Regions from separate parts of the Homo sapiens genome. Here region 1 is linked to region 2. The links are chromatin contacts, found by Hi-C or POLR2A ChIA-PET in ENCODE. All regions are on one chromosome and are shown on one strand. The core of a region is the stretch at or near the end of the contact, and the rest is flanking DNA. Distances in the headings are between cores, read along the strand shown.

Region 1 (4,237 bases), core at 811-3,310, 60 kb after region 2:
AGGCAGGAGAATGGTGTGAACCCGGGAGGTGCAGGTTGCAGTGAGCTGAGACTGCGCCAGTGCACTCCAGCCTGGGCGACAGAGCGAGACTCTGTCACAAAAAAAAAGGAAACCTACTGAAACAGGCCAGGTGCAGTAGCTCATGCCTGTAATCCCAGCACTTTAGGAAGCTGACGTAGGTGGATCACCTGAGGTCAGGAGCTCGAGACCAGCCTGGCCAACATGGTGAAACCCCGTCTCTACTAAAAATACAAAAATTAGCTGGGCATGGTGGCGGGCGCCTGTAATCCCAGCTACTCGGGAGGCTGAGGCAGGAGAATCACTTGAACCCAGGAGGAGGTTGCAGTGTGCCGAGATCATGCTATTGCACTCCAGCCTGGGCGACAAGAGCAAGACTCCGTCTTAAAAAAAAAAAAAGAAAGAAAAAGAAAAACCTACTGAATCAGAAACTCAGAGGTTGAGGCCCAGCAATCTGTTTCGTTTTGTTTGAAACAGAGTCTGGCTCTGTGGCCCAATCTGGAGTGCAGTGGTTCCATCTTGGCTCACTGCAACCTCCGCTTCCCAGGTTCAAGTGATTCTCCTGGCTCAGCCTCTTGAGTAGCTGGGACTACAGATGGACACCACCATGCCCTGCTAATTTTTATATTTTTAGTAGAGATGGGGTTTCACCATGTTGGTCAGGCTGGTCTCGAACTCCTGACCTTAGGTGATCTGCCAGCTTCAGCCTCCCAAAGTACTGGGATTATAGGCATGTGCCACTGTGCCTGGCCCCAGCAATCTGGTTTAACAAGACTTCCAGTTGATTCTGGTGCCTGTTAAAGTTGGAAAGCCACTGGACTAACATTGGCTGCCCCATGATGTCCTTTGGTCTAGAAATGATTTACTTAAGGTCCTACTATGTGCATGGCAACACGTTGGGTGCTCAGTATTTAGATGCAAAGTACAAGGTCTGGTGCCCACAAGGAACTGACAGTCTATTCAAGGGAACAGGACATAAGCCTGTGAAAAGGTAACCGGTGACAGTTGGTAGTTGGCAGTGTGTTCTTAGCATACCACACAACTGGTGCAGGCGGTGAGATTCCAGGTGAATCCAAGGAAAGTTTGGTGAGTAGGCGTGGCTGGCAGAGGTTTTAGAGTTGACGCCAGCTAGGCCTTAAAGAGTTATCCTTTGGAGACAGGGGTGGCAGGGAAAAGAGGGAGGATTTCCAAGAAGGGAGAGTGGGATGAACAAAGGCAAGATTCTGGAGAAGATGATAACCTTGCTAGCAAGGAAGCTTTATTCCCTCTCTTCTCACCACCACTATTTCTGCAGTGCACACTGGCAGTGTTCTTTCCTTGGGCCTTTTTCATGGTTACCTTCTAGCTCTTCCATAAACACATTCGTCACGTTGGGGTGTGTGTGTGTGTCCACGTTTCTGTGTGCTGCCGTGGGCGTGGGTGCTGGGATGTGGGATGTGGTAACACTGGCTGGTGAGTGCAGAGGGACGTCTGAGGAACGCTGTGTCCCTGCCAGGGGTGTCGTAAGTGCAGAAGGGGCTGTGCCTGCTGTACATCAGAAGCATGTGTGGGCCAGGCGCGGTGGCACATCCTGTAATCACAGCACTTTGGGGGGCCGAGGCGGGCGGATTACCTAAGGTCGGGAGTTCGAGACCAGCTTGGCCAACATGGTGAAACCCCGTCTCTACTAAAAATACAAAAATTAGCCAGACGTGGTGGCGGGCACCTGTAATCCCAGCTACTCGGGAGGCTGAGGCACAAGAATCGCTTGAGCCCGGGAGGCGGAGGTTGCAGTGAGCCGAGATTGCGCCACAGCACTCCAGCCTGTGCGACAGAGCAAGACTCTGTCTCAAAAAAAAAAAAAAAAAAAAAGGATGTGTGTTCTGGGTGATGGTATAGAGCTTACGTGGGGGTAATAAACCGCCAGCCGCGCAGCACCGCGCTCACCAGTCCGCTGCACTGAACAAGCAAAGCCCAGAATGCTCCGAGATAAGACCGGGAGAGGCGGGGCTGGGCTGCGGGGCGGAAGCTGGAATCTGGCGGCGGCGGAAACGCGATCTCTGCGGGGCAAGATGGCGGCGCCCAGACAGGCCTGGAGCACGTAGGTGGCGGGGCTGGAGGGACGGATTTCAGGTGATCTGGGAGGAGGACCCAGGGTAGCGTGTCCAGTTTCTTTGCTGGAACCTGCCTGCGGGCCTTTGGTCTGTAAGGGAGCAACTGTGGCCTCCTCTGTGCATAGATCTCGGGCACGGCCCTTCAACGGGCGGCGAAAGCTGCGACTCGATGATTCCTCATTGTAGAGTTGGGTGGTCCAGGAGGCTTAACTGGAGCCCTTGACCTGAGCGGTAAGGGCAGTCACGCGTCCCGACTCGGGATTGGATCCTGGCTCTGGAGGATAGGCTGCAATGTAAGAGCCCCAGAGACTCCTCAGAGGCCAACATAAACCCAGAGGTCCATTGTTAGGACTACTTTTTTTTACGAGTTACTCTTTAGGCATTACTCTTTAGGATTACAGGCGTGAGCCACCGCGCCCGGCCAACCCATTCTTATTCTATTAATAACTGAAAATGTTATCACTTCTAGCACTGATTGGTTCTGGACAAATCTGCGCTGGATTTGTGGGGAAACACACTGGTGGCTTTACTTAGGACTAAAATAATTGTTACTGAGGTTTATTTATATAAGTAACAGGCACTGGGCTAGGCGTTTTGCGTGTATAGTCATTTAAATCCTCACACATTTCCTATTATATAGGACCTGTTACTCACATTTTACAGTTGTGGAAATGGGACTTAAGACAGCATAGAGGCCGCGCACGGTGGCTCACGCCTGTAATCCCAGCACTTTGGGAGGCCGAGGCGGGCGGGTCACCTGAGATCAGGAGTTCGAGACCAGTCTGGCCAACATGGTGAAACCCCGTCTGTACTAAAAAAATACAAAAAATTAGCCGGGCGTGGTGGCAGGCGCCTGTAATCCCAGCTACTCGGGAGCCTGAGGCAGGAGAATCACTTGAACCCAGGAGGCGGAGGTTGCAGTGTGCCGAGATCGTGCTATTGCACTCCAGCCTGGGCAACAAGAGGGAGAATCTGTCTCAAAAAAAAAAAAAAAAAAAAAAAAAGGACAGCATTGATAATTTGCCTAATTTCGCACATTTAGTGCATTTAGTAAGTAGCGGAACTGGTATTTGACTTCTGGCCTATTGATTCCAAAACTGGTGCCCATAACCCCCTGGCTCTCTTTGTGATGTAGGTATGGCGCACCCTATGAAGTGAGCTGGACTTTGCTTTTGGATCACATGAATCCATGGATAAGTAGGAATTGTTTCTGCTTATGTAGACTCTTATAGGAGTGAATTGTTACCATACTATGGATTCTCAGTTCATCTAGTTCAGCCTTCCTTAGGGCCTTTGGGTAGGCATTGGGGTAGGAGACTTTTTCCTTGTTTGTTGGTCAGACTGCCCAACAATTAGATATGGTTATCTGCCCTTTGGCTATATAAATAATAAGAATCATAACTGGCGTTTGTGTCCTTTCATGTATGAGACTCTGTTCTAATCTTCTTACATATATATAATTAATTCAGGAGGTAGGTACAGTTATCTTCATGTTACAGATGAGGAAACAAGCACAGTAACTTCAGTAAAATACCTTGCTTAAGCTTACACAGTTAGTAAATGGCAGAGCCTGGATTTGAACACAGGCAGTCCATTTTCATACTGTTTACCTCCCATCCAGGAAAAGGCACATCTGTATACTTCGCTGTTGTCATGCTACAAATAGTAATTAATACAAGTTCTATGCCAAATTTAAGATGAAATTTTGTAGACAGGTCTTTGCTCACTTCATCCACTTCCTTCAGTTCTCTACTTATCTAAGTTTTCTCTTTCAATATTGACCTCTATTTTTAACCTTTAGGGATTTTTCCCACCTCTGAAATCGTGTAGCACTGATCTTCTATGCAATTAATTTCATCACTGGGATGTACTGCCTTGTAAATTTATATGTGTGTTTACCATATTCTCTCACCCCAACTTTGGGTACATCATTGACCAAAGGAAGACCTTTACAATCTTGGAGACATCATTTAAACTGTAAACCTTTGGAATTTCTAGACTTGTGTGGGCAAAGAGAGATAATGAAGTGGGAAATTATTAAAAGACCCAGCATTTCGGCATGGTCTCTGTCTCCCCAGTAAGCCCCTTGAACCCAGGGACTGGATTTTACTCCCATTTCTTTATAT
Region 2 (4,778 bases), core at 1,333-3,832:
TGCACTCCAGCCTGGCTGACAGAGTGAGACTCCTTCTCAAAAAAAAAAAAGAAAGAAAAAAGAAAATAAGACAGTCATTTGCTCTGAAGTAGAAAGAGAAGAAGTGGTGGGTAATGATACAGGTATTTTTTAGGTGGAGAGGAATTTGTATAATGGAGTTCATGTCATTGATTTCTGTCTTCTCAGTAATAATCATAAGCCCTAGCATTTACTAGCCTAAATAATTTGTAATGTATTAACTCACTTAATCCTTACAACCTCCTAAAGTATATACTATTGTTATCCCCATTTTACAGTTATGGAAACAGAGTCACCAAGAAGTGAGGTGACTTTAACAAGGTCAAACAGCTAATAAATGGTAGTACTCAGCCAGGCATGGTGACTCACACCTGTAATCCCAGCACTTTGGAAGGCCAAGGTGGGAGGATCAGTTGAGCCTAGGAGTTAGAGACCAGACTGGGCAACATGGTGAGACCTCATATCTACAAAAAAAATAATGATAATAATTAGCCGGGCATAGTGATGTGTGCCTGTAGTCCCAGCTACTCAGAAGGCTGAGATGGGAGGATCGATTGAGACTGGGAGGTGGAGGCTGCAGTGAGCCGTGATTGTACCACTGCACTCCAGACTGGGTTAATAGAGTGAGACCCTGTCTCAAAAAGAAAAAAAAAAGGTAGTGCTCATATTTCTACCCACGAGATAGAAAGGAGATAAGGCGATTTGCCAAGAGTAAAAGAGTAACCGATGGAAAAGGAAGAGCGGAAATTGGGAACCTGAGTGAATATAAAAGTTTAGAATAGCCAGAGTGAAAAGTATGCCTCTGAGGGTGCAAATAGAGTGAGCCCTCTTCCAGACCATCAGTCTCCTATTTTCTTCTGCTAATAGAACCTCTCCCCTTGAAGATTCCACAAACCAGATGTGTGGAATTCCTCAGTCCTTTCGGGCTGTTTGAGGTGATTCTGCCCTTCCTTTCACATTCCTGGACTCTGGGTCTGCCCTTTGGACAGGATTCTCCTAATAAAGCTGAAGGTGGCAGAGAATTATTCTAGGCTGTCTTCTGACAGGGCTGTACACCAGCCGCACACCTGGGCAGACTTACTGAAACTTTTAAAAGTGCATGTTTAAAATGGCATTAGATTTGGGGTCTCAGTAGCCCCTATGTTTCAGGAGAGATTTTCTTTTTCTTATCTTTCTTTTTCTTTTTTTTTTTTTTTTGAGACAGAGTTTTGTTTTTGTTGCCCAGGCTGGAGTGCAATGGTGAAATCTTGGCTCACTGCAACCTCTGCCTCTCAGGTTCAAGCGATTCTCCTGCCTCAGCCTCCTGAGTAGCTGGAATTACAGGCACCTGCCACCATGCCCAGCTAATTTTTTGTATTTTTAGTAGAGACAGGGTTTCACCATGTTGGCCAGGCTGGTATCGAACTCCTGATTTCAGGTGATCTGCCAGCCTTGGCCTCCCAAAGTGTTGGGATTACAGACGTGAGCCACTGCGCCTGGCTAGATTTTCTAATTTAAAAACAGTTAAAGAGGAACACGGCTGGGCGCGGTGGCTCACGCCTGTAATCTCAGCACTATAGGAAGCCGAGGCGGGCAGATCACTTGAGGTCAGGAGTTCCAGACCAGCTTGGCCAACATGGTGAAACCCTGACTCTACTAAAAATTTAAAAATAATAATAGTAAAAAGAGTTAAGGAGGAACAGACAGTTTCTAGCTCTCTGAGATTGTTCCTCTAGACTTTACCACAGGTAACAAAACCTGTTTTTTTCAAACCAAAATTTGAATTTGCTAAAAACTTTTTATATATTACATAATTATTTACATCACCAAGGAAACAGAGGAATTTACAAGTAAGAAACCAAACTGTCTCTATTCTCTTCCTCAAATGTCAGTGGTATTTTGGCAAAGATTCTTAGAGGAGTGAGAACAGAAAAGCAGCAACACTAAAAAGCCAAAAACCTCCTCATGTAGAGACATCAATCAAAAAATGCCGCAACCAAAATTTCATTTTCCAGGAAGGACAGCTGGGTTCAGAATAGTTTCCAGGCAAATTTGCATCATTGGTATTACTTCCTCCAGCAATATGCATTTGTATTTTTTCACATCGAGACATCGTGAAGAACTTCCAACTTCTTAGTAACTCTCCAGGCATTCCAGGTCATGTGCAGATGCAGAGAGCTGGGTTGATGGGGTTTCATGACTCAAAAGGCTAAGTACTGGCACAAATTCATTACAAGCGGGGCAGCCGGGATATTCAGCTAGACAATCCATTCAGAATCAAACTTAGATACAAAGATGTAGAGATACATTGTTCCTGAGATGTGAGCAAGGAGCAAACGCAACACAGAATGGAATTGGGTTTAAGAATGTGTCATGTGAATCCGCCTACAGACAACGCTGGGAACTGTTCCTGAAATGGGAGGAGGCTGTCATCACCTCTCCCTCAGTAGCACCATGTGCCACAGAAATCATTTTTTCTTCTTTTTTGTCTTCATTTTCATTTTGGAAGTGCATTTTGATATGCTGTCTCCCTTCCCCCATTTCCCTCCTCCCCACTCAGGGAGACAAGGCTGATGCTCACTAACCTCTGCTATTTGCTGCCAGGAAAAGGAAGGGAGGTTGAGGGGGTGCTTACAAACCCCTGTGAAGCGCGCCGGTCCTGGCATCACCCAAACGGGCATGCCCTCTACCTCCTCCTGGTGGATGCGAAGGGAAGACTAATTCCTCATAGTGATGAGGACACAGAGCTAAACTGTGGCCAACTGAGAGACCTCCAGAGGAGGTCAGTTCAGGACCGATGGGTAAGCTCTGACATGCTTCTTCACTCTTAGTGGATAGACTTAAGAAGAGTGATGAGTGGCAATATCTAGTCCTTTACTGAGAAGAGAAGCCTACAGTTTTTCCTACTGTACTGCGTGAAAGCTCGGGAAAGATCAGGAGTGTCTGACACCAAAGCAGACATGAGTTGAAGCTGTCAAAGCCACTACATCAACAGCTTCCCACTGTCATCCAGCTGAAGTCCTGGGTGCTCCTCACATAGGAACAGGCACTCTTCTAAGAGACGAAAGCCGCCTTCTAATTGCTGTTTCCAGTCAGAGGTAGATGTCACACACCCACACGTGCAAGTTAATGACAGATTGAAGACTTGTGGTCATGCTGTCTGTCCTTAAGCTATCTGTATGTGTTTCAAGAAGGTTCCATATAGTCCTAAACACCCCACTGTCCCCCACCAACTCTGTCTTTTCTAGCAGAACAAGAAGAAATCTACAGATTGTAGAAGTCTGTTTTATTCTCCTATTACTTTTGCCCTTGGGCTAAGCTAAAACCAGGACGCCTCTTCTTCAGGTTTTATATCATGTCTCATTCCCTCTTAGCCGCTGCTTAGCTACATAGGTTTTGCTCCCTAAGTTTCTATCAGAAATTAGCTTTTCTCTTAGTCACCTTTCCTATTCCCGTCTCCTATTAATTTAGAATTATTTTACTGTAATCAGACAGAACGTCCTCCTTGCTACTCCATTATTTATTTCCATAGCATTTTCAAGTTCATCCTCCCTACACAGACACACACACACACCACACACACACTCAGTATTTACATGGGCTCCAAATGTTCCGGACCCAAGTAGACTGATTCTAGATGGGAATCCAGAACCTGAATTCATAACCTTTGGGAAGTTTGGCCTGAGACTACCTGCCTACCTGAATGAAAGGAAGAGCAAGACTGTGAATTGTGAATACATGAGGTGGATCACTGTTCACAGGGCAGAAGATAAGACCCACTGAGGGAACAGACGTTATGTCAACCCCAGACATGCAGCAGTTGTTTTCCAAGTTCTCACTAATGTTTCTGGCTGGCCTAGGAGATAAAGAAGTTCTGAAAACAGGCTGGGCGCAGTGGCTCACACCTGTAATTCCAGCACTTTAGGAGGGTGAGGTGGTTGGATCGCCTGAGGTCAGGAGTTTGAGACCACCCTGGCCAACATGGTGAAACCCCATCTCTACTAAAAATACAAAAATTAGCCAGGCATGGTGGGGCACGCCTGTAATCCCAGCTACTCTGGAGGCTGAGACAGGAGAATCACTTGAACCCGGCAAGCGGAGGTTGCAGTGGGCTGAGATCACTCCACTGCACTCCAGCATGGAGCGAAACTCTGTCTCAAAAAAAAGGAATTTCTGAAAACATACTAATAGCATCCTCTCTGACTATCATACTGAGGAATGGAAAGTTTTTGTGTTAGGGAATGCAATTTAATCCTAGATTATGGCCATCACAAATGATACTTATAATTTGCATTATACAAAGCTCTCTTATCAATGAAAGCTGATTTAATCTTTGTTGTATTCTAGTGAAAAGGCCAGAGAAGGGTCTTAACCCTATTTAACAAATACAGAAGAAGATTCAGAAAATATCTATGATATATCCAGAGTCAACCAGGCCAGGAAAGGATAAAAAGCAGAATGAAAGGAGTGAAACCCCAAGAAAGAAAGCAATGAAGTGAACTCTGCCCTCAGAGAAGCTGTGAGCATCTTAACAGCTATGATGTATGGGACCCTTTGCCAGGATTAAGGGAAAAAAGTGGAGCAAAGCCACTCAGTTCTACTCACCTCCCCAACTCTTAACCCCTCGACCAGGTTGCAGAGGCAAAAGAAACCTGGGAAGGTAGCCCACAGGTCTTCCCAGGGATGGGGACCATGGAAACACCAGCCTTTATTATTAATCAAAACTGCAAGCTTCCTTCCTTCCTTTTTTTTTTTTTTCTTTTTTTTTTTTTTGAGATGGA

What was found. Hi-C counts contacts between places; a loop is a spot of excess contacts on that map. ChIA-PET counts read pairs that join two places held with the same protein, here RNA polymerase II (POLR2A). Pooled maps may share reads with other maps.
Region 1: a loop to region 2 is called in a pooled map, with 2.0 times the contacts of the local background. The contact joins the promoter of RPAP1 here to the enhancer-like site in region 2. A Hi-C loop is called at or near these places in 19 of 168 maps with a recorded cell type or tissue (B cell, CD4-positive, alpha-beta T cell, CD4-positive, alpha-beta memory T cell and 14 more), 1 of 37 single-sample maps with no recorded cell type and 18 of 50 pooled maps. POLR2A ChIA-PET finds 5 or more read pairs at or near these places in 9 of 52 experiments (A673, HepG2, OCI-LY7 and 4 more).

The regions. Positions count from the first base shown.
Region 1 is chr15:41,542,080-41,546,316 of GRCh38, reverse strand. RPAP1 (RNA polymerase II associated protein 1) reads left to right here and starts at 2,060. Exons shown (of 25, transcript NM_015540.4): 1 at 2,060-2,098. RefSeq lists enhancers at 1,916-2,305, 2,239-2,820 and a silencer at 3,300-3,500.
Region 2 is chr15:41,601,940-41,606,717 of GRCh38, reverse strand. No RefSeq gene overlaps it. Among named protein-coding and RNA genes, the nearest start is that of TYRO3, 45 kb to the right of the region's middle. Within about 2 kb of position 2,582, at least 4 of the 41 ENCODE cell types and tissues checked have a DNase peak (open chromatin) inside an H3K27ac peak, as active enhancers do; they include Panc1 and dorsolateral prefrontal cortex, where a contact is called at or near this core.